Linked DNA regions of Homo sapiens: regions 2 and 3 are each linked to region 1. Evidence: read pairs that join two places in POLR2A ChIA-PET (ENCODE). Cell type or tissue: GM12878. All regions are shown on one strand. Links, peaks and the distances in the headings refer to the core of each region. The heading gives the core; the rest is flanking DNA. Region 1 overlaps MAML2 (mastermind like transcriptional coactivator 2). Region 2 overlaps MAML2 (mastermind like transcriptional coactivator 2). Region 3 overlaps MAML2 (mastermind like transcriptional coactivator 2).

Region 1 (10,218 bases), core at 933-8,932:
TCTTTTCTTTGTTCCTTTTTACTTCTCACTGTAGCAGTGTCTGCAGAGGGGAGAGTGCCCAGAGTGGAGAGGATCCCAATCTCCTACTATCAAGATCCAAGCATCCTTTTTATGTCCTTCTTACTGTTTGTCTAAGTGGAACTCAATGAGACAAAGCATAGGCCTATCCGTCAAATGGTAAACGATCTAGAACTGGCCTCAAAATAAGAAACAAAAAATTATAGTTGCAGAAATAAAAGAAAGGCCGAGACTCTAATAGCTGGCCAGGTGGTCAGTTCAATACATTCATGCAAACAAATGGTCAATTGAACTGGAGGCTGGGGTGGGCAGTCTGGGGAGTGGGAAGTGGTGATTAACTAGACAGGTCGGGCTATTCAATTAATGGGTCACTTCAGTCCCAGTGTCTGAACTGGCAATACTGTGTATACATAGTTGAAGCTTACATATGAATAAAGTAAAGGTGAGTGTTTAGAGAACTCTCCAGATAATTTGGAAAAGGAAGTAGCTAGGGGCTCAAATTTTGTAGAGTGACTCTCTCCTCTGTTTGAATCTGCTAGATAATTTCCTGTTTCATTTTGTCTGAGCAAAAAACAAGCCTCCTTTATGCAAAACAGTTTACTGCAGGGAAAGAATAAATTTGTTGGATTAAATAATTTATTCTCTTTAGTTTACAACCTGAGTTGGATGAGATAAAATCTAGAAAATCTACAAGCAAAATAACCACATTTTGAAATGTTGCCTTCTTTTGTTCACAGGAGCTAAATGTGCCTCTTCTTTATTAGCCAAAGGCACAAGAACTAAATACAAAATTCCTTGGGGAAAAATGTTGCTATAGGGCTGAGTCCACTGGCTCCTTTCCCTTTCTTTATTCTCAGGAAGAAAAGGCACCACCGAAGGGAAAGCATTAAAATCCTTCTGAGGTTCAATTCATGATCCCTCCCTGCCCCTCAACCTCTCCAGCTTCTCTGACATTTAAAGGAACACTGTCAAATAGGTGAGGCTTTATATTTAGAATGAAAGGCTTAAAAATTCTTAATGACAATAGATACCATTCTTTGATACATATGCTTGGAAAACAGATTAAAAATATTCACATCTTGAACTTGTTTTTCTGACTGTGTCTATGAGGGCAAATGAAATTAGAAGAGCTAAGCATTTTGAACAGTATAGACATCTAAGTTATATAAACCAAGTCTTTCTACTTCACATTTTACCTCAGTCATAGGCTTTCTTTCTCCTATTGACTTGACCTCTGATAGAACCACAAGTCATCCTACTGAATATTCATGCATTCAAATTAAAAAGAAAAGAAAAGAAAAGAAAAACAGTGTCACTCTCTGCAAAGCCCTATGAATCTACACATTAAGCCACAGTGCTCTCCTAGATTTTACCCATGTTTACAGGAACACCTAAATTCACTGCTTGATAGTACTGGGGAGCTTCAGTGTGGGGTAAGAATATTTTCCCAAGAGCACCCAAAGGGGATAAGTGGCTGAAGGAGGAAAGCTCAGAGGAAGAACTTCCATCAAGAACCCAGGGATTGCAGAGTTCTTCATCCATCCAGAAAAATACAGAGGAAGACAAATGTGATTCTTTCATCAGTTCAAAAACTCAGAAAACTAAATATAAATTCTCTGTGCCTTCTGGGTGTCTGTTTCACCAAGAAAATATTGACTCAATCTCTGCTACGAAACATACAGGCAGAAAGCAGAAAAAGAGTGAGGCATGATATACTATGATCCAAAAGAAGCAAGGTGAAACTTGCACCAGGTAACCAACTAGGACTTATACCTCCATAGAATGGACGACCTGTGTGCATATAATTGTAAAGTCTTTTAGACTTGGTCAAAAGGCAAGGGCCAGATCTGTTTACTTGCAAATGGGCTATTAGCAGTTTATGAGAAAATTATACTGTGACTACCAAACTACTATCCATGTAGCAAAAACGACATGTTCCACCATTTTTTCCTCTCGTGCTGATTTACAGTAAGTCACAAAAGAGTTAATGTTCTCTCTCTCCCTTAATCCCTAAAGCAAGTAGGTTAATAGTACCAGTGGGTTGTGTTTATAGAATTGAAACACTGTTATTGTATATGTCAAGAGAATTAAACCTCTCTGATTATCTATACATTTTAAAATGTATCATTTCCTTGCATAGATACATATCTGCAACAAAGATGAAGAAACTGAACATTTAAAAAAGTAAACTAACAATTACATTGTTAGAGAGTAAATGTAAGTAAAAGTGACTATTGTTAATTAATGTTTTCTACACACATTATTAGTGAATGCATGCCTTTAAAAATCAAAATGGAGGATACAATGAGATCATTGTTCGTGTGTTTCCTTGCAGTGATCAGGAAGATAAATAGTTCATCCCAGTTGCTTCGGTGATTTTCATTTTAGGAAAGGTTTGTCATTTTCAGTCAGCTTCAGACAAGGACTCGGCTTAAAAAACCTTTTTCAAAGTGACCACTGTTTTGGGCTGCATGAACATAAAACCCCTCCTCTTGGGGAAATGCTATCTTGTTTTCCTGGATATCGACTTTCTGATGATCCGTGGATACAGAAAAGGAGACGTGTAAAAAAATCACATGCAGGGATTGACCATTGAAGTCAATCAGAAATAATGCAAATGCAAAGCTGTGTGTCTTGCCCATTTACGGGCAATACCAGGCTGGAGAATACCACAGTAGCTCTAGTGAATAACAGGGGATGCCCCCTCCCCATGCTGGTAGCAGGAGGTTCACTCCTTAGGTCTGTATTACTTCTCGGCTGCCCCTTAAACCCTAAACAAGAAATCACTTCTGTCTGTAATGTCTAGGGTAAATAAGGCTAAGCAAAATTATAAATTAAATGTATTTTATTCTCTATCTTTTCAGCCTGCTTAGAATTCATAGTCTTTTCTGTTTCAAACCATTCTTTTTTTGTTCTCCCCACCTATACCTTCTATAGTCCAATGGTTCTCCCCCAACCACCCTCGGCTTTTTTTTTTTTTTTTCAATAGGAGCCAGTACATCTCTATGTGAATTTAAATCACGTGTTATTATTGTGGTCCTTATATTTGAGGCCTTTTCTATAAATGTGGAATGTTAAGCATCAGGAAGCAAATGGCAGTAGGTATTTGAGGGCAGGAGTTTACTCTGTGCCTGTAAAAATCACTCCAAGAAAAGGCAGAGATGGGTGGCCTGCCCAGGTCACTAAGGTCTGGGAGGCCAAAGCTACTCCTGTACAAATGCTGCATGTGGTGTGGTAAAGACCTGAATTGCTGCCCCACTTACTCAGAGTCACCATTGCTTTCTCCAGAATAGATAATGAAAACCAAAGAAGATTTATGTCCAGAGACACATTAGCAATAGTCTATAGACCAAGAAGCCCCTTGCTCCTCCTTCGACATAACTAATTTTGAGTAATAGAAAATAAATCTGGGTCACTTTTTTGTAGCTGTAAATCCAGCCTTAGTAATACTGACCTCCATTAACATAGCTAGTATTTCAAATTCCACTGTAACAGTTGCTCTGACTCTTTGGGGGCTGGGAGGCAATCCAAGTAGCCAGAGAAGCAATTGTTTCACATGCTTCAATCCTGCCACTCCAGAAAAAATATAAGGGGGACTAGGGCAAAAGAAAATCTCTTATTTGTTTTCCATTTCTCATTTCTCGTATCTTTATTGCTTCTCTCTCATCCTTAACCTGTATCTCCCTTCAGCTGATGCCTGATTACCTTCTACCATGTTCAACATTATGATCAGTCACCTACTATGTGCCAGGAAGTGTGCAGTGTGTGAGGATACCAGACCCTACCTACTGGGAGCTTACAGTCTAGCTCAACAGGCACATCATTAAATAAGCAATTGCAGCAATTATATTAAGTGCTGGGCCAAGGGAGGTACCAGAAGTCATAAGAATCCCTCCTCTGAGGGGATAGAAGTGAAGACTTCAGAGGGGAAGTAATGATTCTGGATGTGTAGGACTCAGCCAGGTGAAGTGTAAAAGTAAGGATGGAGGAGAGTGTTCTAAAAGAGGGAACAACATAATCAAAGTTCTGGACAGGAGAGAGATTTGACATATTTGAGGAAGTGAAAATTTTATCTAGAAACTTGCAATGAGTAAGTAAACACCAGGTCAAGAGGAACTGAGAGATTGGCAGACAATGGAAAACCATTGAAAAGGATTAAACTGGGAAGTGATATGTTCTCTTTTGCATTTAAAAAGATCACCAATGGGGATATGGAGAATGGTCTGGATAGGTCTTAAGACTAGAGCCAGGAAGACATGTTAGAAGGCTATCAATTGACCCTAAAGACACTGCTTCAATCCCTTTGATGACAGTGAGTTTGCTTTCCCCAGAGATAGCTTATTGGACCTCAGGACTGCTGTGAGAAACAGAAAATGCTCCTTTACGTGTTGCCTGAAGTTAGGCTCACTGATTTGGGGCATGTTCTAATTCTACCAGCTAGGAACACACAGAATCGCTTGTCAAACATTCTGAGTCAGATATGTCCTCCCTATGTCTTTTCTGAGAAAGGCATACAGAAATTCCCAGCTAAACATCACCAGTTCCCTCATTTGTTCCTCAGATGATATGGTCCATTCAAGTTTTGTAATCATCATGGGGGTAGATGGAGGGTCCCAGTCCTCACAACCATTCTGGTAATTTACTCTTGAATTTACTGGTTCACATGTATCTATTTTGTAGTGTGGCTCCTGAAACTGAAAAACCTACCCCAGGTATTCTGTGAACAGACAGAGTAGAGAGTCTGTCACTGCCCACGGAGAGATGATTAGGCTTCCGGGAAAAGGTGAGAACACTGGCAAAGTTCCGGAAGGAGGAACAATATCCCTTCTTCCCTTCTTCATGAGTCGTACCATCCCTTACTTTTGGCTGGTCACATAACCACCCAAAATAAGGGCTACATTTTCCAGCCACTCTAGCAGCTAGGGGTGACAGAGTGACTAAGATTTACCTGGAAGTATCGTGTGTGACTTCTGGGAAGGGTCCTTAAAGAGAGGGGTAGTCCTGGCTGGGTGCGGTGGCTCACGTCTGTAATCCCAGCACTTTGGGAGGCCGAGGCAGGCGGATCACAAGGTCAGGAGTTCAAGACCAGCCTGGCCAAGATGCTGAAACCCCATCTCTAATAAAAATACAAAAAAATTAGCCGGGCATGCTGGCGGGCGCCTGTAATCCCAGCTACTTAGGAGGCTGAGATGGAGAATTGCTTGAACTTGGGAGGCAGAGTTTGCAGTGGGCCAAAATGGCGCCACTGCACTCCAGCCTGGGCAACAGAGCAAGCCTCCGTCTCAAAAAAAAAAAAAAAAAAAAAAAAAAGAGAGGGGTAGTCCTTGTTGCTGTTGCTGCAGGTATTTTCTCCTTCTTCCCAGCTGGACCACTAGCAGCCATCTTGTCCGTGACAGGGAAGCCCCATGATAAGGTGGGCAGAACCGCAGAAGAGACGGAACGTGGATCCCTGATACTGTTAAGTGTCTCCCTCCTGGTTTACCTACTCTGGGACTTCTTTTACAAGAGACAGAAAAAAAATTTATGTATTTTAACCTACTATTATTTTGCATTTTCTATCACTCACAGCCAAATGCAAATCTGATTGATATACCTTCCATGTTTCAGATAATTTTTTTTTTTTTTTTGAGCAAGTGATGACACAGATGAGTATTTCTTTGTCCATTCTGTAGAATGTGTCCTGGGAATGTGTGCGGGCTATGGCGGTTCTATTGTTTGGGGAAACTCTTTGTCAGTACTTCTGTCTGAGGTTTTACCACGCCCCTCCTATTTTAGGTTTCCACATCCAATAAATACCGTGATGTACGCAGTCTCGCTAAATCTAACTCTGCTTAGTCGAAAAGGTTTCTGTTGACTCATGTGAATATGCATCAGAGGAAAACAGTGACAACATTAATTGGCAGAAAGCCAAACCTACCCAAAAGTTTCCGCATTTTCTATAAATGATGAACAAAATAATGAATGGAAAAGTCCCTCTATATTTTATCAATTTGGACGAATGCCAAAATGCAGATCAATCATTTCATTAAGTACATTCACCTTCTCGCTCCACTGGGAAGGGAATCACTTAACAGCATAAAGAAAACATTACTGAAAATTATCTCTAGTGTGATAAGGAGGGGGAGGGTGGCCAGGAATCAACTCAGGTAAATTAAGAAATAAAAGTGTGACTACTTTAGTATCAGAGGAATTTAGTTATATTATTATCACCTTTGGAACACAGTAAGAACCTTAGTCCGAACAGATGAAAGATTAGCCACAATAAAAATGTAAACATGACCCTAATTAATGATTTTGCTCACAATTAGTCTCTCTGTATATACTCATTAACACTCTTAATGTTCTAGATAACTTTAACATCCCTTGGTCAGGAGAAGCCATGGCTGAGCTCTGCATGGCCCAGCTGCAAAACAGATATCATCTGTAGCTTGGATTTGCTGAGATTCCATGTCCATTTCTTGAGTCAGATCTCAGAGTAAACACAATTCTTCTAACAAGCTATTAGTGAGACTTCATTCTTTTTCTTCTGTTTCTCTTTGAGGAATGAATGGAATCTCTCCTGGGACCTATCCTGTGCCTAAGAGCAAAACAAGCACAAAAGTTCCCACATTTGGTAAACTAAGAGCCTGACAGATTTCATCAGAGAAAGATGTACTAAGTTAGTGTGTCCCTCACAGCAACCCTCCTGCATTTTAATTATTTCCTTCAGGTCATGGCTATGCCTCAATCCACCATGTCTTCCTGCTGACTTCTCAGGAGCTTCTGGACTTTGACAAGTTAACATCTGTAATAGTGCAAAGCATGTGTATTTGGTGGAGGGTGGTGGGGGGATACGGGTGGAGAAATGTTGAAATAGCTTTAAGGATCTGACTAAAAAGGGCCACTTCAGGAGAGGGAGCACCAGAAGCAAGGCAATCAGAGGGCAATGGTACCATCTCTTAATCACATACCATGAACCAAGAGGTGACAATGAGAGGGGAAAAATAGTAAAGACAATTCTATATAACAAAAACAACCAGGATGATAAGCTTTATTTCTGAATTTCTTTGGTTTTATGTTTTGAAAGCAATATTTCATAAGATTACAATGACATTTAACTCTTGGGGGAAAAAAAAGCTTCTGTTTTTTAATAAAAAAGAAAAAAAAGTCTCATTTACTTAGGCCACGAAATCTGAAATACATTGTAAGGGATCTTCATGGACAGATCAGAGCAATAGATATTTAGGTAGTTCCATATAACTACTTACCATAATTACTTGAACCTACTTGATGGATAGATCTATAAAACATTTCTACTATGTAGACTCAAATATTTACAAAGGGAAGTGAATCTCTGGGTATTCAAGAAGAAAAGGAGAAAGAGTAGGAGAGAGTAAGGGGAGGAGGAAAGGGAAGAAGAGAAGGATGTTTAATTGCCTAAAAGGACCGTTCCCTCCCCAATTATAACAGCATTTTGCCATGTACAATTCCATCATAGGCTCTGGGTGCTTTAGAAGTCTATTTAGATTAAGAAACAATTACGCTTAGTTTGGAGTTTTGTTCAATATGTTTCAAATTCTGAGACCACTAGGACTATTCCACATGAATGGCTTATATCAAGGACCTATTTGTAGACAAAAAAGTAAAAGGATTTGTGAATATATCAAAATGTCTATGAGTATAAAAGCTTAGACCAAGTGGAGTCATATGAAGACCTAAGAAAAGGATTTTAAAAGTCTCAAATGGGGCGGGGTGTGGTGGCTCATGCCTGTAATCCCAGCACTTTGGGAGGCCAAGGCAGGCGGATCACGAGGTCAGGAGATCGAGACCATCCTGGCTAACACGGTGAAACCCCGTCTCTACTAAAAATACAAAAAATTAGCCCAGCGTGGTGGCGGGCACCTGTAGTCCCAGCTACTTGTGAGGCTGAGGCAGGAGAGTGGCGTGAACCTGGGAGGTGGAGGTTGCAGTGAGCCAATATCATGCCACCACACTCCAGCCTGAGCGACAGAGAGAGACTCCATCTCAAAAAAAAAAAGTCTCTAATGGAAGTATAGTACCATGAAGGCCTCATGTTAATCACACACAGGAGGAAAAAGAGTCTATTTTCTACCATTGTGGATGAAGTAGAAAAAATCATGTAAGAATTGATTATGTTTCGGCCGGGCATGGTGGCTCGCGCCTGTAATCCCAGCACTTTGGGAGGCCGAGGCAGGCGCATCATGAGGTCAGGAGATCAAGACTATCCTGGCTAACACGGTGAAACCCTGTCTCTACTAAAAATACAAAAAAAAAAAAAAAAAAAAAAAATTAGCCGGGGGTGGTGGCGGGCGCCTGTAGTCCCAGCTACTCAGGAGGCTGAGGCAGGAGAATGGTGTGAACCCGGGAGGTGGAGATTGCAGCGAGCCGAGATCTCACCACTGCACTCCAGCCTGGGTGACAGAGCAAGACTCCATCTCAAAAAAAAAAAAAAAAAATTGATTATGTTTCAGCAGTTTTATTGGAGTAACCAAGTCTACATGAAAGGCAAAGCATGGTCACCAGTTATGGAATCCCAGGTAGGATCAGGAATGCGTTAGGAAAGTGCTAATTGCTTCAATATAATTCTTCAAAGCCTGCAAAAATCAGGGATTAGGAGAATGAAGGTTAGTAAAGCTTGCTTTGGGTAAAGATGTGATGTGAAAGAAAAGCCATAGAGATAGGATCCATTAAGTAACTATGCTGTGTTCCAGATGAAATTTTTTTTTTTTTTTGAAACGGATTTTCGCTCTTGTCACCCAGGCTGGAGTGCAATGGCACGATCTTGGCTCACTGCAACCTCCACCTCCCGGGTTCAAGCGATTCTCCTGTCCTTAGCCTCCCGAGTAGCTGGGATTACAGGCACATGCCACCACGCCTGGCTAATTTTGTATTTTTGGTAGAGACAGGGTTTCACCACGTTGGCCAGGCTGGTCTCGAATTGCTGACCTCAGGTGATCTATCCGCCTCGGCCTCCCAAAGTGCTCAGATTACAGGTATGAGCCATCACGTCTAGCCTCAGATGATATTTTTTACCTATAGAATGTGAGCTCCCAAAGGAAACACCTAGTAAAGTTTTGAACACAGTAACAAGGCAATAAATATGTTGAAAAAAAGGAATCTAAATTGCCTTTTAAAATCATTTATGAATGACAGCACAGCAATTGCAAATGTAACATATCAGGCTACAATAATATAACCAAGCCTCCATATATTCATTTAATCAACAAATACCTATTGAATACCTTATAGATGCCAGGCTGTGTTTTAGGCACTGGGCATTCAGACATATGCAAAACAGAAAAAGTTGCTGACTTCATGGTGTTTACACATCAGTGACAAAGGCACAGCATATCTGGACAATTACCTGAATTAATATGTTTAACATTCTCTAAAGAACAGATATTTTAATGATTTTTCAAATAATTGCACCATGAATACACCAATTGACTAGGTATTTCACTTCCTTAAGAATTGCTGGCTCTGGAAAAGAATGCAACAAGTCCTATCAGATTATGCCTTAAAAATGTGCAAAATGTTTGTTGTCAGATCTGGCTGTACATTTATTAAGCTGTATTCATAATTAACAAATTTTATTTAGTTTTTTTAGATATAAGTCAGCCGGCAAGCTGCTAGGAGCAAGCCTTTACAAAAAAAAGTAAAAGAAAAACATAGTATCCTTTCTCTTGAGGCACTTATATTCTAATGCAAGAAGTCGCAAGTCACAGAGAAATACACTTAAACACAAATGACCAAACATGAACATACTTACTAATTCAAATGCAAAATACATATATGGTGTAGAAACGGAAATGAATCTGTAACATACTTTGGAATGAGTGAATCAGTGCAGGTCAGCCATGCATGAAAATATTTAGCCTACCCAAGGATCTATTTGTTAAATGTTTTCAAAAAATTCAGTGCGGTTATTCTCAATAATATGAGTGCAAAAACACATTTTAAACAGAAATCTTTCTCCTTTCTAATCTACTGTATTAGTGAGTGCTCTCACAGGAAATAGATGGTGCACTTGACTTAGGATAATTCATGAAGGGGTTAAGGACTAATTATCCAGGTGTAAATAGGGTGTGGGGGAATCTCCAGGGATACAGCGGGAACCCAGGGCTAACTACAGAGATGCTGTCAGCATCCCTAGGCCTGAAGGACTGAGGGAGGGAGAGGTTTCTGGAACTGAGGAGAGAG
Region 2 (10,218 bases), core at 1,571-9,570, 80 kb after region 1:
AATATGAATAAGGGACCTAAGTTAGAGTCCAGTTTAGTCTATGTAGTAGTTATGTGACTTAGGGCAAGCTATTTTATGACTGTGGGACTCAGTTTTCTCATCTGCAAAATGGGGGTGATACTCCCTAAATTATTGAGATTTAAATAAGACAATTTGTAGGATGCCTGGTATATAACAAGTAAGGAGATAGCCAGCCTCCATATCAAATTTGTGATATAAGGCAAGATGCTTGCCTTTCCCAGGCCTTCATTTTTCATATATCAAATGGAGATTTAAAACTTTTCATTTACTAAACTCTTTGGATTGTTGCAGGGGTCAAATCCTTATTTTTACATTTTTACAACATGTAATTCCCATTCATTATAAGATAGTATCATCCTGTTATCCTGTCTCCTTTCTTAGTTGCAGTCTCTCTTGGTATTTTCATTTATTCCTAGTTCTTTTTCTTGTTTCTTTTTCTTTTTCCTTTTCCTTTTTTTTTTTTTTTTTTTTTTTTAGAAGGAGTCTCGCTCTGTAGCTCAGGCTGGAGTGCAGCGGCGCCATCTTGGCTCACTGCAAGCTCCGCCTCGCGGGTTCACGCCATTTTCCTGCGTGAGCCTTTCTGCTAGCTGGGACCACAGGAGCCCGCTACCACGCCCTGCTAATTTTTTTGTATTTTTAGTAGAGACGGGGTTTCACGTGTTAGCCAGGATGGTCTCGATCTCCTGACCTTGTGATCGGCCCACCTCGGCCTTCCAAAGTACTGGGAATACAGGCGTGAGCCACCGCACCTGGCCCCTACTTTTATAAAGGATTTCTCATCTTTTTCTTTATAGACATCTTTACACGTCTCTTTCTCTCTACTATAGCTTTCCTGTTGTTGTATTTTTGTTTCTCTGTTAACTATAAAGTTTTAGAGTATTTCTTTTATTTGTCCTTATTCCTTATGAATTATGTAGTTATTTCTATTATGAAAACTTTAAAAACCAGAAATATTAAATTAGGTATTAATTAATGTTTAATTATAGGTTTAGTTAAACCTATTAATTAATTAAACTATTACTAATGAAAAGGCTAGCAATGTGGAATTGCATTGGAAAAATAAAACATAAGTTGAAACAGATGCTGCTCATGAGCTATATAGCTCATATGTCTAACTCTTTTATATCTGGATTAGATGTTTAATTTGGAAAAAAATGCATTCTTTTTGTAAATATTCAAATATTGCTAAAAGGTCTAAGAAGAAAATAAATATCACCTGAATCTAATACCCTAGAGATCACTACTGTAAATAGTTTGATGAACTTGTCATGAATCTCAATGTATATATGTGCATATTAGATATGTATAATTTCACATAAATGGGCTCATTTATACATATTTTAAAGTCTACTTATTCACTTAATTTATTGTTGCACTAATTCCATGTTAATGTATATGTATTGTATCTCAATTTTAATGGCTGCATAATATTCCATTGTATAGATGTATCATAATATATTTAATAAATTCCCTATGGGTGGACATTTAGGTTACTTGCCCCTTTCTGCTATAATAAAAATGCTGCAGAGAATAACCTTTGTGCCCAGATCCCTTTAGAATAATGGCTAAAAATATAATTAATGAATGAGTTCTTAAACATATCCTAACTTTTGCATTTTCTTCTTTATCCAAACACTAAGGAATTTTTTTTTTTTTTTTTTTTTTTTTTGAGACAGAGTCTCGCTCTGTCACCCAGGCTGGAGTGCAGTGGCGTGATCTCTGCTCACTGCAAGCTCTGCCTCCTGAGTTCACACCATTCTTCTGCCTCAGCCTCCCGAGTAGCTGGGACTATAGGCACCCGCCACTACGCCTAGCTAATTTTTGTATTTTTAGTAGAGATGGCCGTGTTAGCCAGGATGGTCTTGGTCTCCTGACCTCGTGATCCACCCGCCTTGACCTCCCAAAGTGCTGGGATTACAGGCATGAGCCACCACACCCGGCCAGAATTTTTCTTTCTTTTTGTACAACTCAGACCATGTGACAACTTAAAGTGAAATTCAACATCAGTGCTGTTGTAGGTAAAACTGCCTGAAGCAGGACACTTGAGAAGTGTAGAAAGCTTTGTTTTTCCATTAATTTTCCCTAAGTTAAACATTCCTACCATAGAAATAATAGCACATATAAAAATATTTCCTTATCCTACAAATCAATAAAAATAAAGACTCTTCAGCTGGTCTCTATGTCTGTTTTAACTTACCTACCTAATTATATCTATTATAATTAGCCATATCATCAATGTCGTTAGCTCTTCACTATGGGTAAGAGCTAAATATTTTAACCCATAGAAGGTCCTACTTCCAAGCTCCAGGAACTTACATTCCTTCATCAAGAGGGTTTTAGAACGACTGGAAAATGTCTAGCATGGTGAGTAGGCTAAGTAAGAATGTTCTAGCCAGGAAGATAGCAGGGAAATCAGTTTTCCCTCACATGCTTGTGCCTGAGGGGATTTTGCTATCTCATGTCCATGAAAACAGGTACAGAATCTATAATTCTCAAGAAAGGAAAAAGGTAAAATAATATCAAAGCAGCTACCGGTTTCCTGGTCCATTCTCTACTTCTAGAGAAAGCAGTAACTGACAGAATAATATAATGTCAGAGACTTTTGTTTCCTTTTTCTCCTTCAAATGGATCCACTTTACTGAGAGGAAGGCTATGCACATTCACTCTTGCTGACTGATAACTCTGAACTGTGCTGTTACACCCTTGCCATCTCTCTCTCTTGGAAAAGATGGTTTTCTGCCTATAGAGAGGACAGGAAGAACAATTTCTTATCCTTGTCAGTGCCCAACACATTTTAAACTTAATCCTAAAATCTAAAACAGCAAAGTCACAGAGGACCGCATTTAAGGAAAGAAAAGTCCTTGTCTGTCTTTGAACAGAGCACCCTCAAAAGCTGAGAGTGACACCTTAGGGTCATGCCAGCCTGTACCGACAACCATAGTTCCAAGGCCAAGTTTAGGCCAAAGAAGATTTTATAATTGAGGCAGAGCATAAGAACTAGCTTTTTGGATCCACGTAGTTAAATGGATCCACACATTGAAATGGCAATGTCTGTGCCTTTAAAACACCAATCAGGTCGAAGTGGCTTGCGAAAAGGCTACTAAAAAACAGAAGAGGAAAAAAATGTGGTTAGCTCCCCATTTTCATAATTATTTCTCCCATTTCCTCCTCTCCATAGCTTCTCAGACCCAAAAAAAAAAAAAAAAAAAAAGCTTTTAATCCTTGCTCTGTGCAGTTATAGTGGAAACCTAAAGGAAACCTAAATCTGGATAGTACTATGATAAATATTGTAAGATTTATGCACTCATCCCACTGATATTTATCAAGTGTTTAGCTCATACGTGCAAGGTACTATCTAAAGCCGAGTGCGGCAGGCCTCTGTACACAGAGCAGGATTCATGCTCTGTAAAAACTCACAGCATGAAAGATAAGCTCAGATATTTATGATACAAGGCAATATATTTAAAGTGTCAGTTCAGTGCCATACTCAGTATAAAAAAGAGAGGAGTCACCCACGGAATGTGTTGAGAAAAGGCATGTAGAGGATACACCATTTTTACCAGGCCAGGAACTATAGCAAACTTAGGACTTCTGTATCTCGATTTTTTTTTCTTTTATTGATACATAATATTTTACATCTTTATGAGATGCATGAGTGTTTGTTACACGCACAGAATGAGAGATGATCAAGTCAGGGTATTTGGGGTATCTGTCACCTCGAGTATTTACCATTTGTATCTGTGGGTATCACTTCATGTCTTCTCTTCCATTACTTTGAAATATACAAAATATTGTTGCTAAGTACAATCACTGTATTCTACTATCAAATATTAGAACTTACTGTCCAGGCGCGGTGGCTCACGCCTGTAATCCCAGCTCTTTGGGAGGGCCGAGGCAGGTGGATCACCTGAGATCAGGAGTTTGAGACCAGCCTGGCCAACATGGTGAAACACCGTCTCTGCTAAAAATACAAAAATTAGCAGGGCGTGGTAGCAAGCGCCTGTAATCCCAGCTATCTGGGAGGCTGAGGCAGGAGAATCGCTTGTGGTTGCAGTGAGCCGAGATCATGCCACTGCACTCCAGCCTGGGCAACAGACACTCTGCCTCAAAAAAAAAAAAAAAAAAAAATTAGAACTTTCTAAAATAATTTAAAATGGAATAAAAGATATCTTAGAAGAATTAAATCCTGAAGTACTAATTTAGTATCCTGAAAAAGTTAATAAGGTAAACAAAATAAATGGCCTGGCACATAGTAGGTGCTCTAGAACTGCTAAAACCCTTCTGTGGGAACTTTTTTTTTTTTTTTTCCATTCTCCAGGGCAGTGATTCTCAAGCTAGATACACAACAGAATCATCTGGAGGACTTGTTAAAACAGAATGCTAAGCCCCATCCCCAGTCTCCAATTCTGTGGATCTGGGGCAGAGTCCAGTAATTTGCATGTGTGATGCCGCTGCTGCTGCTGTTCTTGGAAGCACACCTTGAGAACCACTGCCTGGGGAACAGCTTAGCTGCTATGAGAATCTGATTCTGTGTTCATATTCCGTATCACAGATAGCTCTTGGCTTTTCAATTGTGGTTTCTTTTTTTAATGTCTTACTAAGGGGGAAAAAAAGGAACGCCACTTTATATAAACCTGACCTTTTGGTAAGCCTGGGTAGTAACTTCCCATGTGGAGTAAATTAATCTCTTTCATGCATGCCTCGTGCTCTGGAAAAAGTAAAACAGATTGTGTTAGACATTTACCAAGTACTTTTTCTGTTGGTGGTCACTGCCCTAAGCCTATCAGAACTGGTTTCTACCCTTAAGAAGCTTACAATGTAGTAAGGCGGACATCCCAACAAACCAGACATTGGAGTTCATTGTGTGAGGTGCTATGATGGATTATAAGACATTATGATTGACTGAGTATTATGAAGGGGTGAAGCAAACTCAAGCTGGCAAATTAGGGAGGAGGTAGATCACACAGGCTTTCCTAATGGGATTACTTATGACTCATTGAGTAGTGAAAGATGAATAGGACTTTACTAAACAGAAACTGGAAGGGCTTTCTGGGCTAAGGGAACAGCACAGAAGCATCAAATACACTTTACCTTTCTAGGGCTGCCAGTAGTTTAATTCAGCAATACCACATCACAAAGGTCTTTGTGTGCTTTGCTAATGAGTTTGAACTTTATCATAAAAGCATTTTACAAAGATCACACTGGCAGCTGCATTTTGGAAGGGATTTGCCTAGAGGTAGGATAACTGCGGGGGGTATGTCTATAGCAATAAAAGTGAGAAAATATGAGATCTGAAGGAGCTAACATTGTGGCAGTGGCAGTGGGTATAAAGGAGAAGGGAGGACTAGAAGAGATATTTAAGATGCAAACAATGTAGGAACTGGGTGATTATAGAACTGAAAAGTGAGTGAGAGGGAGGAATCCATGAGAACTCACATATTTCTGGTTAGGATAAAAGACTGATTGACTGACATGAAGACTACAAGAGAAAAAAACAGACTTGGAGTTGAAACTTCAGTTTAGGACACTGAAACTGAATGATGTGTCATTCAAGTGGAAAGGCCATTAGGCAGTTAGATATGTAGGCTTAGAGCACAGGAGAAAGGTCTTAAAACCCTGGGCTTATGGGACGTTACCACGGAGACTGCACAGAGTGAGAAGATCCATTTTAAAGCTGATGATGAATAATATTTTCGTTATAAGGAGAGAAGCAATGTTAGGGGTGTCTTCCCATTGCTGGAGTGGGTCATTTGCAGTATGCAGTGCATAAACTCACAGGCTGTCCTTATGATGACCTTTTGTTCATTCTTACATTCAGTATACAGATGAACAAAGGAAGTATTTTATGTCTTGTAAATTACAAGGGACTATGCAGTATGTAAGGGAAGATACAGGAGAGTAAGGGAAGGAGAAAGAGGGTGACTAACAAGCTTCTCAGAGATTAGCCAAGAACTATGGCATTGAATCTAGGTCTCTCCTGTCCTCAATTTGACACTCTCCACTCCCCTGACATGTTTTGTATTAAAATATATTTTTCTTTTTATGAACATGTCATACCTATGGCTCACCTGTGTCCTTGCTAACCTACAGGTTTGGACAATCTGGAATTGGCAGCATGCATGACTGTGGAGCTTTAAAGCCACCCTCCTGAGAGAAGAGCAGCTGACTCATGTACCTCACCATGCAGATGAGGGTGTGTTATAACCCACAGTGTGTCTGTGTCCCTGGATGAACTGAGCACTTTATAATGGAGTTTTTCTGCATCTCAAAAAGAAGTCACAGATTAAATGGTAACTGCAAGAGCTCATTTCTCTATTTGAGTGAGTGCTTTATCAAAAAAATATTTTATTCCTGCTGCTTTACCACAGGGTCAATTCAAGTCTAAATGAATCTGGCATGTATAAAATATATTTTTATATAGCTCCATATAGAGATATAGCTCTACACAGCCATTAACAGACTCACACACAATCATTCTTTTATTCCAGGTGTGAACTGCTATGCTATTTCACCCAGTTCAAACACAGGTCATTGGCTTTCAAACTAATTTTGGAAAGCAGACACTGTGTAGTTGGTAGGTGGAATAAAATGAAAACAAAAAATTAATATGCATGGCAGTTTAACTAGCTGTGTATCTCTCATGGAAAGGGGGTAATAGTCTAAAATTATTTACTCATTTTTTTTTAAAGTCTTTAAAAGAAGGCAATGAATTGCCAGTAATTTCCCCACCTTAACTCATGGTAATTTGTTTCCTGCTGGGTGAAAACGCAGGGATCTTGAAACTGTTAATGAACTTTCTTTCTCCTGATCTGTACAATGTCAAATTCATTTCTTTTTTTCTTACTTCAGGTTTTACTATTCTGTTTTGTTTGTTCCATTTTTGTATTTTTTCCTGAGGTCAGGGATGATTCTATGGAAGCATGAAAATTTGTAGTTGAAAGGGATCTTAGAACTTCAGCAAGATTTGTGATAGATGGTCAAGTGGGTCTGGGCTCGCACCCTCCCTAAGGTGAAAGACTCACTGCCTTACCCCACAGCTATTTCACTACTTACAGACTACCACACAATAGCCAGGGTGCTGCCCTATTTGCAACATGAACTGGAACATTATATTGGGACATAATGATGAGTGGTAGCTAAAAGTCCTTTCCCTCTGGTGTTGTTATTTGGTTAAATTGATTTACATAATGTTATTCTGTGGTATAAACCTTTCTCATTTATCTCATATATATCCCATTTTAAGCTATAAGCTCCCAGAGGGGTAGGTACTTCATCATTACTTCTGTACTCAAGTATTTTGCATATCTTTGATACAAAGTAAGAACAATGTATATGTATATCAGTTTAACTCTCAGATGAATGAACTAATAAAACTTGTAACAGTATTTTCCAATGTAGTGAGTACATTAAGCATCATTAATATTAAAATGCAAATTAATGCATTATTTGCAAGTTTTCAAATCATGTGTACTTAAGAATTTTCTTTTAAAATGTATCAAAAGACTGAACATTCAAGCTGATTATCATAAAAAGTGTATGTATGGGGGTAATATTCAAAATATTTAACAACCCAGAAGAACATGGGAGCTGTAATTCCCACAAATCACCATGTGAAGGTGATTCCAGGGAAGAGTCAGTCAACAGAGAATAGCCACTGATGGAAGGGAAGTGGGGTCTGGTGGCAGGTGATGGATAGATCACTAAACATTTGTCCAAGAGAGTGCTAGTGTTGCCGCTAGGGGTGAATATTTCTGTTGGGGTCCAGGTCTGCTCTGGCTGGGGAGGTGTGGGGAAGCAAGCAGGAATGGGGCTGCAAAAGGCTGGCTAGGGTAGCCCACAGTGGTATCTGCCCAGGAATCCCTGGGGTCTGGGCAGGGTAGTGGGAGGCACTGGTTGAGGGAAAAGGAATAATAGTTTTTTTCCCTGTTTGTCAGCTGAGTTAGCAGCCCTGGTTTTGAGAAATATTAAAATATGCCTTTGATTTTTGGGGATATCAATGAGTTTTGCAATGAAGTAGAGGGGATCACCAGTTTAAGACTTACTGATCAGTATGGGCAACATGGCAAAATCCCACCTCTACAAAAAAATTAAAAATTTGCTGGATGTGGCAGCATGCACCTGTAATCCCAGCTACTCAGGAGGCAGAAGTGGGAGGATCACTGGAGCCAGGGAGGTCAAAGCTACAGTGGGCTCTGATTGTGCCACTGTACTCCAGCGTGGGTGGCAGAGCAAGACCTGTCTCAAAACAAAACAAAAAACAACAAAAACAAAAAAGACCTGATCTACTGAGCAAACAAACTACCATCACAAATAAATCAGAACTTGAAAAATAATGACTGTAGGCCAGGCGCGGTGGCTCATGCCTGTAATCCCAGCACTTTGGGAGGCCGAGGCAGGCGGATCACGAGGTCAGGAGATTGAGACTATCCTGGCTAACATGGTGAAACCCCATCTCTACTAAAAATACAAAAAATTAGCTGGGCGTGGTGGCGGGCCCCTGTAGTCCAAGCTACTCGGGAGGCTGAGGCAGGAGAATGGCGTGAACCCGGGAGACGGAGCTTTTAGTGAGCGGAGATCAAGTCACTGCACTCCAACCTGGGCGACAGAGCAAGACTCCATCTCAAAAAAAAAATAATAATAATAATAATAATAATGACTGCATGTATGTACTTGGCATGATCATTATGAAGGCATTCTTCACTGTACAAGAAGAGTCACAATGAAATTCTTTTAGCTCAAGCAATTTGAGTGGATTTAAATTATTTTTCAGTAAGGAACTTGGTTTCAGATACAACTTTTCAAGAATATAGCTACTGAGTAGAACAAAGTATGCTGATGTCCACTCTCCAGGTCTTCAAAATCAAAGCAGAATTGAAATCTGCGGCAATTTTTCTAATTTTTTAGTTTTATCTTGAAGCTGTTTGTTTAAATTATCTCTCCATCTTACTGTTAGATTAGAAGACATACTTTTTGCCAGAAATACTCACTTCAATTGCACAGGAAAAAGTGAGGTTTCTTGATTCAAATTAGATAGAAAATTCTGTTTTGACAATATAGCCAAGGTCAGATATGATTTCCCTACAATCTCTAATCATGTTGAATTTTATAATACAAGTTTAAATGACCTCAAAAAATTTGTACTACATTTCAGAGGCAACTGTAACTTCCTTCATGAACATTAGCAAATAATCTTCAAAAATTGGAATGTGACCTCAGTCATCCTCCTCCTTCTCCCTTCCCCTTTTCACTTCAACCTTAATGTACACACTTGCAAATTTTCTTCCACTTATATTTTCCTTTAAAGGCCACTTTCTAGCAGACAATTCAACTAACTGCTGTATTTTTCCATATATGATGCCAGGGAATAGAAACAAGTGAGATAGTTTCTTATATGATATAATTGTTTCCATTAAAAACTCAGGAAAGCAGGAACCAATCCATCAACAAGGGCGAATGAAAGATCGTGTAATCCACAAACTTTAACTTTTGATCACTTATAAAATTTAAAACTAAACAAGCCATAAACTAAAGTGATGTTAACTGTCAAGGTGTGGGGGTTTTTCTTTTTCATTCACTGCAGACCTGTTAAACTTTGTGCTCTCTACAGACCTTGCTGTCCACACCAAAAATGCAATTACAGTTCTCCTTGTCTATTTTAATCTCACATTAGTTTATTAACCAGAAATTAAGTAAGGGCACTCACTCTTTAGCACATTTTTTTGTAGATGTGTGAGTTTAATACTGTTTTCTACAACGTTTATTAGAACACTTGACATGGGAAATAGAAGAATATCAAGAAACCATGAGATGCCATTATACCAACAAAAACAAAATGCAGGCTTTGTGTGCTACAATCTTTTTCTCCAAAAGTGAAAATAAACACTAATGAATGATTCCTTTTGCCTTGAAGAACTAAAAATTTCTTAGTTGAAGTATCTAACTGGAGAAATCTTTAAACATGTGAGAAATGTATCTGGGGCCTACAATTTAAAGAGAAGAGGAACACATTAAGTCATGAACCCACTAGACCAACCAACATTTGTCCTCTACGTTCTGAAGTCCAGCTGGATTCACAAGGGTCGCTGATCATTCCTCATTGAGCTATTATATGCTAGTGATTCACTCCTGCTTTCTTTTACATTTTCGACCTCTTCCTCTCTACTTGCTGATTTACCTCTGCTTTATAAAAGTGGTTAT
Region 3 (10,218 bases), core at 814-8,813, 91 kb after region 1:
ACACCATTAGTTTTTCAGGAATATTAGCAACCGCAGTTTAGAATTGATGAAAGAAAAATATGAATTTGGATCAATGTCTTATCTTTCTTACAAAATCTCCATAAATATTCCTCTCCCATGAAGAATCAGTCTCTTCAGTTACTCTAACTCATCACTCTATAATAATATTTACTCAGAACCTGTAATGTGCTGAACATTCTAATCACTTTAGAAATGTTTTATATGGTAATCCTCTTCACTATCCTATGAAGTACTCATCATTGATTGTTGAATTGTGCCGTATATGGCTGGATGGAGTTGTGCAGTGCATAGTCTATGCAACCATATCTCTTGCCCCAATAAGACCCATTTCACAGTTGAAGATACTGAGCCACAGAGAAAGGTTAAGGAACTTGTCCAAAGTCACACAGCTACTAAGTCAGGATTGAGTGAGTATTCAAACCATGAAAACCAACATTTTGACATGACTCTCTTCTCTTAACAGATATATGAAACCACGTCTACTCATATTTCTACTGTAGCACCTATTGTAAATATTTGCCTTTGTGCTTGTTCCCTTACTTAGAATATGAATCCCACGAACTGGCTAGCCATGTGCAGAAAATTGAAACTGGACCCCTTCCTTCAAACTTACACAAAAAGTAAGATGGATTAAAGACTTAAATGTAAAATCCCAAACTTTAAACACCTTAGAAGAAAATCTAGGCAATACCATTCAGGATATAGGTGCAGGCAAAGATTTCATAGGAAAACACCGGAAGCAATTGCAAAAAAAGCAAAAATTGACAAATGGGATCTAATTAAACTAAAGAGCTTCCGTGCAGCAAAAGAAACTATCATCAGAGTGAATAGACAACCTACAGAATGGAAGACAATTTTTGCAATCTATCCATCTGACAAAGGTCTAATATCCAGAGTCTACAAGGAACTTAAATTTGCAAGAAAAAAACCCCAAACAACCCCATTAAAAAGTAGGCAAACAACACGAACAGACACTCCTCAGATGAAGACATTCAGGGGGCCAAAACACATATGAAAAAAAGCTCAACATCACTGATCATTAGAGAAATGCAAATCAGAACCACAATGAGATACCATCTCATGCCAGTCAGAATGGCTATTATTAAAAAGTCAAGAAACAACAGATGCTGGTGAGGTTGCAAAGAAAAAGGAATGCTTCTATGCTGTTGGTGAGAATGTAAATTAGTTCAACCATTGTGGAAGAGAGTGTGGCAATTCTTCAAAGTTCTAGAAGCTGAAATACCATTTGACCCAGCAATCCCGTTACTGGGTATATACCCAAAGGAATATAGATCATTCTATTATAAAGATACATGCATGCGTATGTTCATTGCAGCACTATTCACAATAGCAAAGACATGGAATTAACCCAAATGCCCATCAATGGTAGACTGGATAAAGAAAATGTGGTACATATTCACCATGGAATACTATACAGCCATAAAAAGGAATAAGATCATTTCCTTTGCCGGGACATGGATGGAGCTGGAAGCTGTTATCCTCAGCAAACTAACGCAGGAACAGAAAACCAAGCACTGCATTTTCTCACTTATAAGTGGGAGCTGAATGACGAGAACACATGAACACATTGCGGGGAACAACACAGAGTCAGTCCTGTCGGAGGGAGCAGGGGGAGGGAGAGCATCAGGAAGAATAACTAATGGATGCCAGGTTTAATACCTAGGTGGTGGGTTGATCTGTGCAGCAAACCACCATGGCACATGTTTACCTATGTAACAAACTTGCACATTCTGCACATGTACCCCTGAACTCAAACATTGAAGAAAAAGAAAGGAATAAGAATCCCACTAGGGGAAAAAGAGATTTAAGTTCTTAAACTGTTAGTATTAGTATATAAGAAGGGCCTAGAATCTTGCATATAGTGGGTTTTCAATAAATTCTAGCTATTATCATTCTTTTTATCTTTTTTTTTTTTTTTTACAGATTTGTCACAAAGTAAGGTGCTAATTAATGTTTGTTGAATAAATTACTATGCCAATTCCCCAATGTGTACAAAATGAATATACATATGACCTAGTCTCAGGAAAAATGTATATGTGGAGAGGATGAAAGATAATTTTTTTCCATATAAGCTTCCTCATCTAACCTGTTTCATATCCAGTTTCTGGGACAGAAATTGATTAAACTATTCTAACGTGGAACTAAGCAATTTAAACTTATATTTACATGGTCACCATATCAGCCGGTGATCTCAATATGGCCCTCAAATTTTGCTGTCATGGATAGTTGTATATTCCAGTGCCAGAAAAAAGTAACAATATATTCACGAGAGAGCAGCCTGATGCGCTGCTCTAGAGATGAAAATAAATTGATATAAATGGAGATACTGAGCAAAAAAATCAGCAGCTAGCACTTATCAGATGGGAAGTGAAAAGATGTTAACTGAGCTTACAAGAATGAAGAATATTGTCATCAGATAGTTGTATAAAGAGGACCCCACAAAACCTGTTATTATAAGAGCATTACATCATGGGAGAAAGTGAAAAGCAATAGCTCTCTTAAATGTATTTGATTAATAACGTCTGCTAAACTTCTCCTTAACAAATGACCACAGTCAGAAATATATATGTCCCAAAGAGAAGCTGATGGTAACTAAGAGGCCCTTTGGGGGAAATTCATCTGACAAAACCCCTCTGGAGGATGTACAGGGGATTATGTGAATGCCTATGTCTACTTCTATCCTTGCATGGTATAACTTTTTTAAAGTAAAGCAAAGCTCAAAGTTTGATGCCTTACTAATGGCCAGTGTCTTGCCAATGGTCCTTTGATTACAACTGGCATTCTAAAGCAAAAATAAACTAAGAAAATTTAATTTCATATAAATGTATTATAGAGACATCTACTTTTTTGTCTTGTCTTTAGTTTTAAAAAAATTAAGAGTAGAATTGGTAAATACAATATTTATTTGAGAATCATCATGGTCCCGACAGACAATCTAGCGTTAAGTAGATTGTTCTACGGTAATTGAACTACAAAACAAAATCATTAAATACTCAGACACCTTATTAAGTGAAAGAATCAAGCATCAACATTATCTTTCAATGTTCTCATTTTCATAATACTCTTCTGCTACATTCTGTTGCTTGATCCCATGTTAAAAGATTAAATGGCTAAAAAGTTAAGAAATCCCAACCCTTCATTTTAATACTAACTCATAGTTCATAAAAGGAAGGGCTTATCAGCTGAATCATTAAATACACGTTGCTTGCAATTTTGTGCAGTGGAACGGAGACACTGAATCCCAAAAGGGCCCTACATAAACTCTGAGAGTAAGCGAAATGGTATCCTGATACACTTTCACCATGTCACTGAAATAATTAAGTTGGGTATTATAAATCTGAATGACAAATCTTGGAAACCACCTGAAAAACCACAGGAAATATTCTATCCTTGTTCAATATATGGAAATAGTTGATGCAAAAAGAAACAGAAGTAGAAAAAAATTAGATCTCAGAGCAAATGTACAATATTTTTTAACATGATCAGGGTAACTGTTACTTGAAGCTGGATATCTGCTGATTTTGCAGATTATGTTAATTGGCTACTATCTAGAACAAGGTATAAAACAGATAAATGGGAGGTCGAGGCGGGTGGATCACCTGAGGTCAGGAGTTTGAGACCAGCCTGGCCAACATGGTGAAACCCAGTCTCTTCTAAAAATACAAAAATTAGCTGGACATGATGACAGGCACCTGTAATCTCAGCTACTCGGGAGGCCGAGGCAGGAGAATTGCTGGAACCTGGGAGATGGAGGTTGCAGTGAGCCAAGATCGTGCCCTTGCACTCCAGCTCGGGTGACAACAGCGAGACTCTGTCTCAAAAAAAAAAAAAAAAAAACAACCAAAAACAGATAAGCACATTTTCCAAATGACCTGTAGGATGAAAATCAAACTGCCAAGCAACAAATGGTAATACCATTATTATTCACGTAATATTAATTCTGACTCTTCATTAGCCTCCAATGTGAATTTAAATTAAGGTATAAAGCTGGTAAATATGTGGCATTCAAACACTTGTGTATTATACATTTAAATTAATTTTAATTATTTTCAGAAGCACGGCGAAACTCAAAAGGTTTTTCTACTATACATTAAATTAAGGTAATTCTGGAATGATGATACCTAAACACAGAATCACATCTTTAAAGTCAAAAATATAATTTTTCTACTAATAAGCCAAGCCAGCACATGTTGAATTTTTAATATGTATGCTCTGATAATTAATTTTGTATTTTTCCAATTACATGGCTATCGCAGTGTACTTAGAGACAGAAAACCGTCATGGGGAAAGGGGAAAGGTGACCATGGTATGTGTAAAGCCTGTTTCATTTTCTAAACATCTTTGAGAACTATGTTAAATTTTAGTACTTTAGTCATGAAATGACAGAATGATAGAAAAAGACTTGGAGGGACATCAAAGCATTTAGTTCTACCTGAAACTTGGCTTTCTAAAAATACGACTGGGAAAAAGACTATTGTGTTTAGACCACAGATTTTTAGTTAAATCTTTGAACTCTATGCAAAGTCTAAGTAATACCACTTTTATTTAACTCTTCAGTCTATATAGTCTTCAAGGATAACTGTGCTTTTATATAATTATCCGGATTACAAATTTAACTACAATAGGCAGACTCTTATTGTCAAGGAACAGATCCTTATACTTAAACATTGCTTAGAATCTTCGTAGGCACTTCATAAATGTTTGCAGAATCCCATATAACTCACGAATGAATGAGTGACCTGCAACTGCTGATGGATTTGAAATAGAGTCCAGATTTTTAATGCATCTATAAATGTAACTTTCCTAACTTGATTCTGTGAGAAGTCTAGAGGCACCTAATTTAAGAGAAGAAAATGATATGTTTATAATCATTAAACATCTTGCTCTGGGTATTTATTTAAATTAATAAAAATTCATAAACCTAGCTAACCTGCGACAGTTTTAAGGGAATATGTGCAATACAAAGTGTAGGTAGAATAGAGTAGTATGATTACGTTTACTTTTAGAGTATGTATTTTATTTGGCATCATGTATTTATTGGTGTGCCTAACATTCTCAGTGAACTGGGTATACACATCATACATTCAAAGGGGCAGAATGTTCTCTCTTAAAAAAAAATCATTTTAAAGTCTTTTGATTACCAAATGCCCACTTTTTAATGTAAAACTACTCAAGATGTTTTGAAGGGACTGGGAATAAATATCAACTAAATTAATCATTACAATCAGGGAAAATCAGTTAGAAAGGGCCTTAGAGATCCTCTAAGCTCTCTCACTTTTCTCTCACTGCTTTTTATAAGCAGTGTATTTTTATTACTTTGTTAGCCGTTGGCAGAGAATGAACATTGAGTATCTTTGGACAATTTCTTCTTAATGGCTGGTGCCTATTTTGTCCTATAAAATCATGTGGAAATGTTGGTACTTTTGGCAATATCTTACTCCTTGAGGGCACTTAATGGTCTTCATTCTCCCCAAAGCTTCTCTCACTCCCAGGTAATAAGCTGAACTCTAACAGAGATACAGTTACTCTTTCAATCCAGTAGAGACCACTTGATTTACCACTCTACTGCACAAAATGGTACCCTGGTGGCTTGAAAGAGACAATGGGGAGAATGTGGCTCATTAAATAGTAATTGATGCTGCTGCTACTACTAATGTTAGTATTGCTGCTAAAATAACTGTGTTGCTTCTATTCTGCTTCTTCTATGTGATTGAGAATTAGCATAGTTCATTCCCATGGAAGGTCAATTGACAGGCTAGCCCAGAAGCATTGAGTAGCCAAACTGATTGGTGAGACAATCAAGATTTCAAGATCTCATATGATCCACATTGCCAGAACCACATTCTACCTCCTTAATCCACAAATGCATTATAAATCCTTACAAATCCTAATGAGATACAGTTTCATGTAAGTAAATTTTAAGATATTTGATATTCCCCTTTGAAGTACCAATTTTTCTTACTTTCGAAAATTAGAATGAAAACCTTCATGAAATGGTATTATTCACTGCCTACTTTCTTAAAGACTATCTTCATCATGATCCAACTCCTGTCTGTATAACTCAGAATTACCATTCTTAACAATAATTATGGCACTGTGTTGTAAAGTGGTGAGGCTCCCAAAGGTCACTCTGTATATAATGCTATGTGCCATAGTCTTTGGCTGTTGGGTTTTTCTGTTTCATTTTATTTTGATTTTAGAATGTTTCTGACTCCTTCATCTTATCAGGCTTGTCACTTTTTGTATGTAGCAGTGTACTTTCTAGAGGTGAATCTGTCTAACTTCTAAAGGCAAAAAAACTTGAAAAAAAGTTGGTAAATAAAGACTTGAAAAATAGAATTAAAGGATTTTCTTAGAGCCATGTGACATCTGTGTTAGTTTTTCACAAGCCTTTTTTTTTTTTTTTTTTTTTTTTTTTGAGATGTAGTTTCACTGTTGCTGCTCACTCTGGAGTGCAATGGCGCAATATCGGTTCACTGTAACCTCCGCCTCCCAGGTTCAAGCAATTCTCCTGCCTCAGCCTCCTGAGTAGCTGGGACTACAGGCACCCACCACCTCACCCGGCTAATTTTTGTATTTTTAGTAGAAACAGGGTTACACCACGTTGGCCAGGCTAGTCTCAAACCCCTGACCTCAGGTGATTCACCCCACCTTGGCCTCTCAAAGTGCTGGGATTACAGGCATGAGCCACTGCGCCCGGCCTTCATAAGCCTTTGTTTATTCCTCCCTGCTTCTTAGTTATAGTCTTAGTTATATTGTTGGAGTTTTAGGAAAAGTAACGTCCAGATGAGGTAAATCTTAGTTCATGTGACATAATACTCTGCTTTTAGTGTATTCTTCTCTTCTCATTTTAGAGATTCTATTTTCTCTTGTATTGGTATTATTTTACAGAAGCCTCTTCAGATCCTTTTTGGAAGGAGATATAATTTATACTTGCCTTATTTCTCTTTTGTGTATTTGTGTGATATTGTATATGCACACAAAGGGGCACGTGTAAGTATGTGTGTGCACGCACACACATGCATACATCATCTTTTTATTCATAGAATACTCTGCCAACCATGGTCTCCTTGGAAGGTATAAGTATGTCTGCGGTTGTAGAGAACAATCACTTGCCTCCTGGATGTATATCACCTTTGCCCAGGAGCCCCTGCAATGTGAGTGGCTGGACTCTGGGGTGGCTGTCTGTCTGCTGCCATAGATCCATGTTCCACAGGAATATCTTTATGCAGCATGTGAGTCTCCATTTGAACAATCATATATTAGGAATCATGCTATTCTTAGGAATCTTTAGAAATACCTGAGTACTAAATTTGTCTCATAACTTAGCAAATGCATATAACAAATGATTTCCTGCACGTTATTGTCATACACCATTTTACCTTGTAGCACATAACTACTGCTGTCATCCTTGGATAGAACTCAGCTAAGTTAGTTCCTCCCTCTTCTAGTAATCATATTTACTATTGAATACAGCAGCATATGATGGAAGTGGTCCAAAGTAAAAAATTGGCTTTATCACAGAATCATAACATTTTAGCATTATATGAGGCCTTAAAAATAACACTTTGGATAGCAGGAATATGCAGACTCCATAAAAAGAAGAGTTCTGTGAAGGGAAGGAAATGAATTTTTATCTATTGAATGCTCACTATGTATTTGGCTGCTAGACTAAATGCTATAGATACTTTTTCCTAATTTAATTGTAACACCAATCCTATGGAGTGTATGCTATTATCCCATTTTACAGATGATGAAACTGAGGCCAAGAAGTTAATTCATCTTGCCCAACCTTAAAATTATTAAAGTCAAGCAGTTATGTAAACCTAGGTCTCCCTGGCCCTAAAGGCCATACTCTTTCCATTGTTCTTCTCTACCATGTCTCTCCTAAGTAGAAAGTTCCTTTTTTATCTGTTGTCCAAAACTCATTTAGCTGGGTTAGTCATTCACAGCAATACTGTAAGACTAGCTTATTCTTTACAGTAACAATAGAATCTTTTTCTAATCCTTTATTCCTTTCAGGGCATTGCTATATGGCTATCATTATGGTAGGCATATTCATGAATAAGTCTGTTCTTTTAACAGCACAGTGTGAGTTTATGAGAGTAGGATATAAAAACAAGGAGAGAAATAGGGAGCAAAGTCTAGCTGTCTCACAGAAGGCAGCCCTAGACCACAAAAGAGGCATATGTAGGTCAATTCAAGTTAGAAAAAAAAAAAAGATCTGATGTATGGGTTGATCATTGTTTATGGATTTTCTATTTGACATTTGATGTCTTCAAATAGTATACTGTCTTTCAAATGGAAAGTAAAAAATGTATCACATAGACTATGCTTGAAAAGGTTATCCACATCTTAGACATGCATACATTTTTAAAACAACAGCTATAAAGTCATGGACAACCATGTGTCTCTTCGAAAGAATCACTAATGAAAATGGATATGATATTACCCCTGTAATGTGCCAACTATCTACATTGTTACTATTAAAGCATCCTTAATCAAAGTTTCTGCCAAGTTCACTGAGAATGTTAGAGACAGTAAAGATTTGGAGCATTTTAATCCACTTATTCAATATAAGTGTGAGCCTGTGGCAGACTAAGATATGAAAAAAAATTCACTGTAATCAGATCTTACAAAATTATGTTATATCTTTGAAATCATCCAGCAGAATGAATAATTTTCCTCGGTCTTTCATATGCTAAAAGGGAGTAAGGGCATAAGGTTGCATTTTTGGTCATCTGAAGCATGTTAAATCATACAACTTTTTTGATGCATATTAAGATAACTATAAAAATACCAAATACTTTACTAAAAAGAGAAAGTTTGAAGCACAGCAAACTAAAAGGAAATAGCAACAGTAACAACAGCAAAATATCAATCTTGAAGACTCCAGCAGTAGGGACCCTCAAAAATGTCAGGCTGAAAAAATGAGACACAGCCAAACAGCCCACGGAAACAGTATGCAGAACAATAATCATTTTGATACTATGCCATTTTCATGTGGTAGCCCAATCTGAGGAAGTTAAAGTGAAACAGACTCACAGAGGCTGGAGAGATTGGTCAACGTTTCACATAAAGACTGAAAGACTGAAGATTTTATACATGTAGCAGAGAGGCAGGGAAGAAAACTCTAGAAAGAGCCAGCGAATTCTAAATGGCCCAAACATCCAGAGTCTAATAGTCTAGTGATTGGTTAAATAATTCTTAGCCCTTTATTTAACCTTGGCTGTTCAGGCCAGAGCTGACTATTCAATTGCAGTTGGAAAATAAATGCTGAATGCCCAAAGTACAGAAATTATTCTGGAGAGAGGCCAATGAATTTTAAGTATTATTTTCAGCATTAGTTAGGTTTTATTTTTAAACCGTTCTTCAAAAGACTGATATGTTCGTTCTTAATTATCTTTGCCCCAAAGCAGTTCTGTCCCCTAAAAAATAAGTACATCATAAAGGAAACTTAGACAAATGCCAAGCTTAAATATTTTCCTTTTGCAAACAATGCTGGCTCCAGAAACACATTACAAACAGCTGGGATTGTGAATTTTCTCTCCTTTAGAAACAAGAATGTTCTCATGTCAAAGGTAACCCATTGTAAAAAAAAAAAAAATTACTGATTTTGTAAAAAATGCACATCATCAATTAGTTCTAAAGATGTAGTCGCCCATAAAACCAAGACCACATGGTGACCTTGGGGTAGAAGAAAAAGAAACAGATAACCATTTTGTGAAAATTTGCGCATTTTCACCAGTTGTAGCTAAATGATTGACATCTTGCTACAAGCAGCTTCTGTATGAATTGTTACAAGGACTGCAGGAAGTTCCAAAGGAAAGAGACAGCAGAGATCACTATTCTCAAGAGGCTCACTGTTAGTGGTATAGTAAACAAATATTTCACATGTAACGAATTCTTACCCCTTATAATTCCCATATAATTTTGATAAGAACAGAATCACCTTTGGAATAAACAAAGAGGTAACATTTATTGAACACTTATGCTAGGGACCATGCTTAATCCTCTACACTGTCCCAATTTATCAACACTATAAAATAAGCATGATTATTATTCTCATTTTACAAATGAGTAAAATGAGGCTCAGGGAGGCTAAGAAAATTGCCCTCTGTCACCAAGCTGCTAAGTGGCAGCATGGGATTGGGGGACCCAGGCTGTCTGATTCCA

The links. ChIA-PET counts read pairs that join two places held together with the same protein. Peaks named below come from ENCODE experiments on the same cell type or tissue, not always from the same donor. Only the 100,000 strongest peaks of a DNase experiment are listed, where the experiment ranks them.
Region 2: POLR2A ChIA-PET joins it to region 1 with 11 read pairs; 7 of 35 experiments call an interaction of 5 or more read pairs at or near these places.
Region 3: POLR2A ChIA-PET joins it to region 1 with 14 read pairs; 6 of 35 experiments call an interaction of 5 or more read pairs at or near these places.

What each region holds. Positions count from the first base shown.
Region 1 is chr11:96,193,895-96,204,112 of GRCh38, forward strand. The region is part of intron 1 of MAML2 (mastermind like transcriptional coactivator 2); the gene reads right to left. Among named protein-coding and RNA genes, the nearest start is that of MIR1260B, 140 kb to the right of the region's middle. In GM12878, for the core only: no CTCF peak of the experiment used is centred there; a DNase peak (open chromatin) is centred at 4,252; H3K4me3 peaks cover 703 bases; H3K27ac peaks cover 2,067 bases.
Region 2 is chr11:96,273,606-96,283,823 of GRCh38, forward strand. All of the region lies in intron 1 of MAML2 (mastermind like transcriptional coactivator 2), which reads right to left. Among named protein-coding and RNA genes, the nearest start is that of MIR1260B, 63 kb to the right of the region's middle. RefSeq lists an enhancer at 6,117-6,176. In GM12878, for the core only: no CTCF peak of the experiment used is centred there; no DNase peak of the experiment used is centred there; H3K27ac peaks cover 1,162 bases.
Region 3 is chr11:96,284,683-96,294,900 of GRCh38, forward strand. The region is part of intron 1 of MAML2 (mastermind like transcriptional coactivator 2); the gene reads right to left. Among named protein-coding and RNA genes, the nearest start is that of MIR1260B, 52 kb to the right of the region's middle. In GM12878, for the core only: no CTCF peak of the experiment used is centred there; a DNase peak (open chromatin) is centred at 4,409; H3K4me3 peaks cover 574 bases; H3K27ac peaks cover 787 bases.